Regions from separate parts of the Homo sapiens genome. Here region 1 is linked to region 2. A link is an interaction called in ENCODE POLR2A ChIA-PET data of the cell type or tissue named here. Cell type or tissue: PC-3. All regions are shown on one strand. Each heading gives the region's core, and the rest is flanking DNA. Links, peaks and the distances in the headings are about the cores only. Region 1 overlaps DNM3 (dynamin 3). Region 2 overlaps METTL13 (methyltransferase 13, eEF1A N-terminus and K55).

Evidence for each region. Peaks named below come from ENCODE experiments on the same cell type or tissue, not always from the same donor. Only the 100,000 strongest peaks of a DNase experiment are listed, where the experiment ranks them.
Region 1: POLR2A ChIA-PET joins it to region 2 with 6 read pairs; 9 of 35 experiments call an interaction of 5 or more read pairs at or near these places.

The regions. Positions count from the first base shown.
Region 1 is chr1:171,853,364-171,856,189 of GRCh38, reverse strand. The region is part of intron 1 of DNM3 (dynamin 3); the gene reads right to left. Among named protein-coding and RNA genes, the nearest start is that of DNM3-IT1, 9.4 kb to the left of the region's middle. In PC-3, for the core only: no CTCF peak of the experiment used is centred there; no DNase peak of the experiment used is centred there; H3K27me3 peaks cover 2,288 bases.
Region 2 is chr1:171,787,303-171,790,128 of GRCh38, reverse strand. METTL13 (methyltransferase 13, eEF1A N-terminus and K55) reads right to left here. Exons shown (of 8, transcript NM_015935.5): 4 at 2,199-2,394. Among named protein-coding and RNA genes, the nearest start is that of METTL13, 7.1 kb to the right of the region's middle. In PC-3, for the core only: no CTCF peak of the experiment used is centred there; DNase peaks (open chromatin) are centred at 1,218 and 1,838.

The sequences.
Region 1 (2,826 bases), core at 233-2,732, 66 kb before region 2:
AGGCCACACACCTACGACTATCTGATCTTCAACAAAGCTGACAAAAACAAGCAATGGGGAAAGGACTACCTATTCAATAAATAGTGCTGGGATAACTGGCTAGCCATATGCAGAAGATTGAAGCTGGACCCCTTCCTTACACCATATATAAAAATCAACTCAAGATAGATTACGGACTTAAATGTAAAACCCAAAATTATAAAAACCCTGGAAGACAACTTAGGCAATACCATCTGAGACGTAGGAATGGGCAGACTTCATAACAAAGACACCAAAAGCAATAACAACAAAAGCAAAAATTGACAAGAGGGATTCTAATTAAACTTAAGAGCTTCTGCAAAAGAAACTATCAATAGAGTAAACAGACCACCTACAGAATGGGAGAAAATTTTTGCAAACTATGCATCTGACAAAGGTCTAATATCCAGCATCTGTAAGTAACTTAAACAAATTTACAAGAAAAAAGTGGGCAAAGGACATGAACAGACATTTTTCAAAAGAAGACATACAGATGGCCAACAGGGATATGAGAAGAAAAAAATAAAAAAGCTCAACATCACTGATCATCAGAAAAATGCAAATCAAAACCACAATGAAGATACCATCTCACACCAGTCAGCATGGCTATTATATAAAAGTCAAAAAACAACAGATGCTGACAAAGATATGGAGAAATGGTAACACTTATACACTGTTGGTGAGAGTGTAAATTAGTTCAACCATTGCGGAAAGGAGTATGGTGATTCCTCAAAGAACTAAAAGCAGAAGTACCATTCAATCCAACAATCCCATTACTGGGTATATACCCAGAGAAACATAACTCATTCTACCATAAGGACACATGCATGTGAATGTTCACTGCAGCACTATTCACAATAGCAAGGACATGGAATCAACCTAAATGCCCATCAGTGACAGATTGGATAAAGAAAATATGGTACATATATACCATGGAATACTATGCAGCCTTGAAGGAATGAGATCATGTTCTTTGCAGGAACACGGACGGAGCTGGAGACCATTAAGTTTAGCAAACTAACACAGGAACAGACAACCAAATGTTGCCTGTTCTCACTCATTAGTGGGAGCTAAATGATGAGAATTCATAAACACAAAGGAAACAATAGACACTGGGGCCTCCTTGAGGGTGAAGGGTGGGAGAAGGGAGAGTATCAGAAAAAATAACTATTAGGTACTCGATTTAGTACCTGGGTGAAGAAATAATCTGTACAACAAGCCCCCATGACACAAGTTTACCTATAAAACAAACCTGCACATGTGCCCCTGAACCTAAAATAATAATTTTTAAAAAAGGAAAAATTGGGCCAGGCACAGTGGCTCACACCTGTAATCCCAGCACTTTGGGAGGTGGAGGCTGGCGAATCACCTGAGGTCAGGAGTTTGAGACCAGCCTGGTGAAACCCCGTCTCCACAAAAAAAAAAAAATTAGCCTGGCATGCTGGTGGGGGCCTGTAATCCCAGCTCTTCAGGAGGCTGAGGCAGGAGAATCACTTGAATCTGGGAGGCAGAGGTCTTTCAATTTTTCTTTGGGAGAGTCCAAGAAAGATTTCATGTAAACCAGTAGGATTTTAAATGGGCATTAAATAGTAAGAATTTGATAGATTGAGCTGAGATCCCGCCACTGCACTCCAGCCTGGGCGACAAGAGCGAGACTTTGTCTCAGAAAAAAAGGAAAAATTGCTCTTTTCCTTTGATCATCCAGAACACTGCACCTCTAAAGGCACCCAAATTCTGTCTAAACTTCCATCCCCAGTAATAATAATCATAAACAGGTAACTATGTTACCATGTGACAGACACTCTCCTAAGTGTTTTACATGTATTAATTTAATTTTTACAACCACCACATGAGGAGGGTACTACTATTGTCCCATTGTACCAATGAGGAAGCTGAGGCACAGGCAGGTTAAGTGATTGCCTTCGATCACAGAACTATTAAGTGGCAGAACTACGATGTGAACCCAGGGAGTCAGGCTCCACAGAATACATGTTCTTTACCTCAACACTCTGTAAGTTCTGACTACACTCTATGCTAGTCTACACTAGTTTCTGTTAAGGGCAAATATTTTTTTTTCCATCCCAAAACAGTGTCTTTCACAAAGTAGCAACTCAAGTATAGGTTGATTGTTTGAACCCATTTTGGTCATAAAATATGCTCTACTCAAGCTATTCATGTTCTTAAGTCATCAGAAATTGCCATTGCATACACAGAAAAGATGAAAAAAATGAGGTGAATACCTCTGGGAGGAGTGGAAAACAAAGCTGAATGGTCAGAAAGTTTTGAAAACCAAGTAGAGATTTTTAAAGGGGAGGGAGGGGACTGCAGGTTACTGAGGACAGAGATATTAAACTTGTGTTTTGGAAGATTAACCTGAGAGCAGCAATATTTACATGGAATAGATGAATAAGAAATGGAGAGAGTGAGAGGGCAGGATGCTGTCAGAGTTATCCCACATGCGAAAGGAGGACAGCTGAGACTCTGATGGTCAGAATGAGAATAAAGAGGAAAAGGCTGACCAAAAAGATGTTTTGAATAAAGAAATTACAAGATGTGTTAGATATAGGAAGATTTTAAAAATAAAAAAAGGAAACTAAACTATGTTTATTTTTTAAGTTTCTAGACTAGTATACCACTGAAAGAAATTGGGTCAATTAGAAAAGCAGATTTTAAAATTAAGCTTTTTTAAAAAATAAATAAATACAGACCAGGCACAGTGGTTCATGCCTGTAATGCCACCACTTTGGGAGGCCAAGGCAGGAGAAATACTTGAGCCCAGGAGTTCAAGACCAGCCTGGACAACATAGG
Region 2 (2,826 bases), core at 27-2,526:
AGCCTGGCATCTCTTTTGCTCCCTCTCTTGCTATGTGATGTACCTGGTCTCCCTTCACCTTCTGTGATAATTGTAAGCTTCCTGAAGCCTCACCAAATGCAGAAGTTGGTACCATGCTTCTTGTACAGTCTGCAGAACCATAAGCCAAAATAAAAGTCTTTTCTTTACAAATTATCCAGTCTCAGGTATTCCTTTATAAGCAACGTAAAACAAACAAATACAGTGGTGGTATTTATACTAGAGAACTGATAAACACTATAAATTAGGATGTGCCCCCCCTACCCCGCCCCACAAAGACATAGTCATTAAACATTTAACATATACAATGGATACAAGGAAGCTGGAAAAGGAAATGGCAAATGCACACTCAAAAACCTGGGAAAACTCAACTGAGGAGCCCTGGTACCTCCCGTCTAAGAAATGTAAGGCCACTAACAGGAGAAAAGATTACTCATAAAGTCTTTTAAAGAAAGGTAAAGTTACTAATCACCTGCTATGTGCCAATTACTATACCGTAACTTTTATTTTTTTAGCTCTTCTAACAACCTTATCATTCCAATTCTTGGCACATGAACACACTAAGCCACTGAAGTGTTAAGTAAATAGGGAATCAGCAGATGGTAGAGATAGGAGTTGATCCTCGGACTGCCTGTCTCCATCACCTATCATCTTTCTGCTATGCCACACAGGTAGCACTACCAACCTTTGCTGAAGAAGGAAATCACAAGTATTCAAAAAAGGAAATAAATCCTAAAAAGCCACTCCACTTTCCCTCTCACCACTCCCTTCCCTGCTCCAGGGTATCATACTAAACGGATGGCTGTGTCTTCATAGGGATCAGCTGCATTCCCCAGCAGTAAAAAGTGCTGATGAGTGGAGTCGGGGTGCTTTTCAGATATATTAAATCACTTTTTAATATGCTCTCCTTCTTGCTCACCAATACTCCCATGAGGGAGAACGTTCTTTCCATGAGAACAAAGTGCTACCAAGAAATCAAGGAACATGACAATGGTGAAAAAACCTGAAACCCAAACTGAAAGGGGCAAAATGTTCTTTTAAGCAATTTTACTGAGATTTTAGTGAGATGAAACTGGACCAACCTGCAGCCACAGTGACCAAACAATAGGGCAGAAACCCAACAATCTTGGGTGCTCTTGGCCAGGGAAAACCCCTAAAGAAAAATACCATTTCGCTGGGTAACTTGATTCTAGGCTCAGAGCCAGTCTATGACCTCAAGCATCTGAATTCTCTGTCTCCACCCTCCTCCCAGATGGCCTTGCTATGAGGGCAGGCCAGTCAGGCAAAGGGAACAACTGGGAATCAGGAGAGCCATTTCAGCTTCCATCCTTGAATCTCTGCGCCTCAGACAGGGAAGATGCACTGGAGACGGAGAGGTGAGGGGCATTCACTTTTCGCGGTCTATATTTGACTTTTGAAGTGATTTCAATGAACAAGTATCACTTTTAAAATACAAACTAACACAGGTAAAACAAACTATTGATTCCCCATCGGGGGAGTTTCTGAGTGACAGCTGGGAGACCACTTAAAGGGATCCTAGAAGAGATGGTTTAGATCTACACTGTCCAATACTAGCCACTAGCCCCCTATGGCTGTTGAAATATAAATGTAAATTAATTAGAATTAAAGAAAATTAAAATTCAGTTCCTCAGTTACACTAGCCACATTCCAAACGCTCAGCACTACATATGGCTAGTCGCGACCACATTAGAAACTCAGGAACTAAACATCTCCTTCATCACAGGCAGTTTTACTGAACAGTGGTATACTAGAAGGCCTCTAAGTCACCCGCCAATCCAAAACCCTCTGAAACAGGTGAGTCACACTATGGAGGGCAGGGCTCACCTGCAACTTCCATAGTTCTGGCTCACCTCACAGAGGCCTATTGAAACAATACACAGATGTATATGGAGCACCTGCAAAACAGATGCCTTTAAACCGAAGACATTAATGTGATTATCACTGTATTTGGTTTCACTACTCACGTCCCCTATCACTTCAGAGCCAGGCTCTGCTCAAGAACAGAATGTACTCTGCTTATAGCTATTCACACCCTAAGAGTCCAGATGGTTAAGAACCTACAGACACCCAGGTCCATCCTACATCTCGGCCAAGCTCCCAAGAAATCTAGTCCATGCCACGGCCACTTGGGTCCCACCACTGTGCCTATGACACCTCACCTTTGTGAGACACATCCTTCAGCAACCTGGCTTCGGACTGCACCACATTCCTGTTGCTGAGGAAGATCAGTCGACGGAAGTATCGCTTGTCATCCCCTTGCACATCCTCAATGACATAGTCACCGCTCAAGGGGCTGCAGTCTTGGTGCTGAACGGTCCGGACCCCAATGTCCCCACCCACAGACAGAAAGGGGACCTGAAGGTACAACCAGAGATGTGGTCAAAACAGCAGCTCATTTAAGAAATAAGAGAAATTATAACCCCTTCCCTTTTGTGTGTATATATCCCCATACCACGGTTCTAGACAACAACTACTCCACAGATTTGCCATTCTATTAAAGTACTTTTCTGGAGCCTTTGAACTGATCTCAAAGGTTTAATTCATCTTTTGAAAATCAACTGGACACATAAAGATCTCCCAAACAACTAGTGAGATGCAGCTGATTCTCCCCAAGTTCTTTTAGGGGTTTTTCTCATCAGTAACCCCTAAAAGAACTCTCAATAGTCCAGGATAACAAAAGCTAGAGGGAACCCTCAGGAAGGGGCTGTGATTATGAGAAGGAATCTACACAAGAATAAAGATAACAAAATCCATGGGAGAAACAACCACTCCAAATCTAGAGAGATA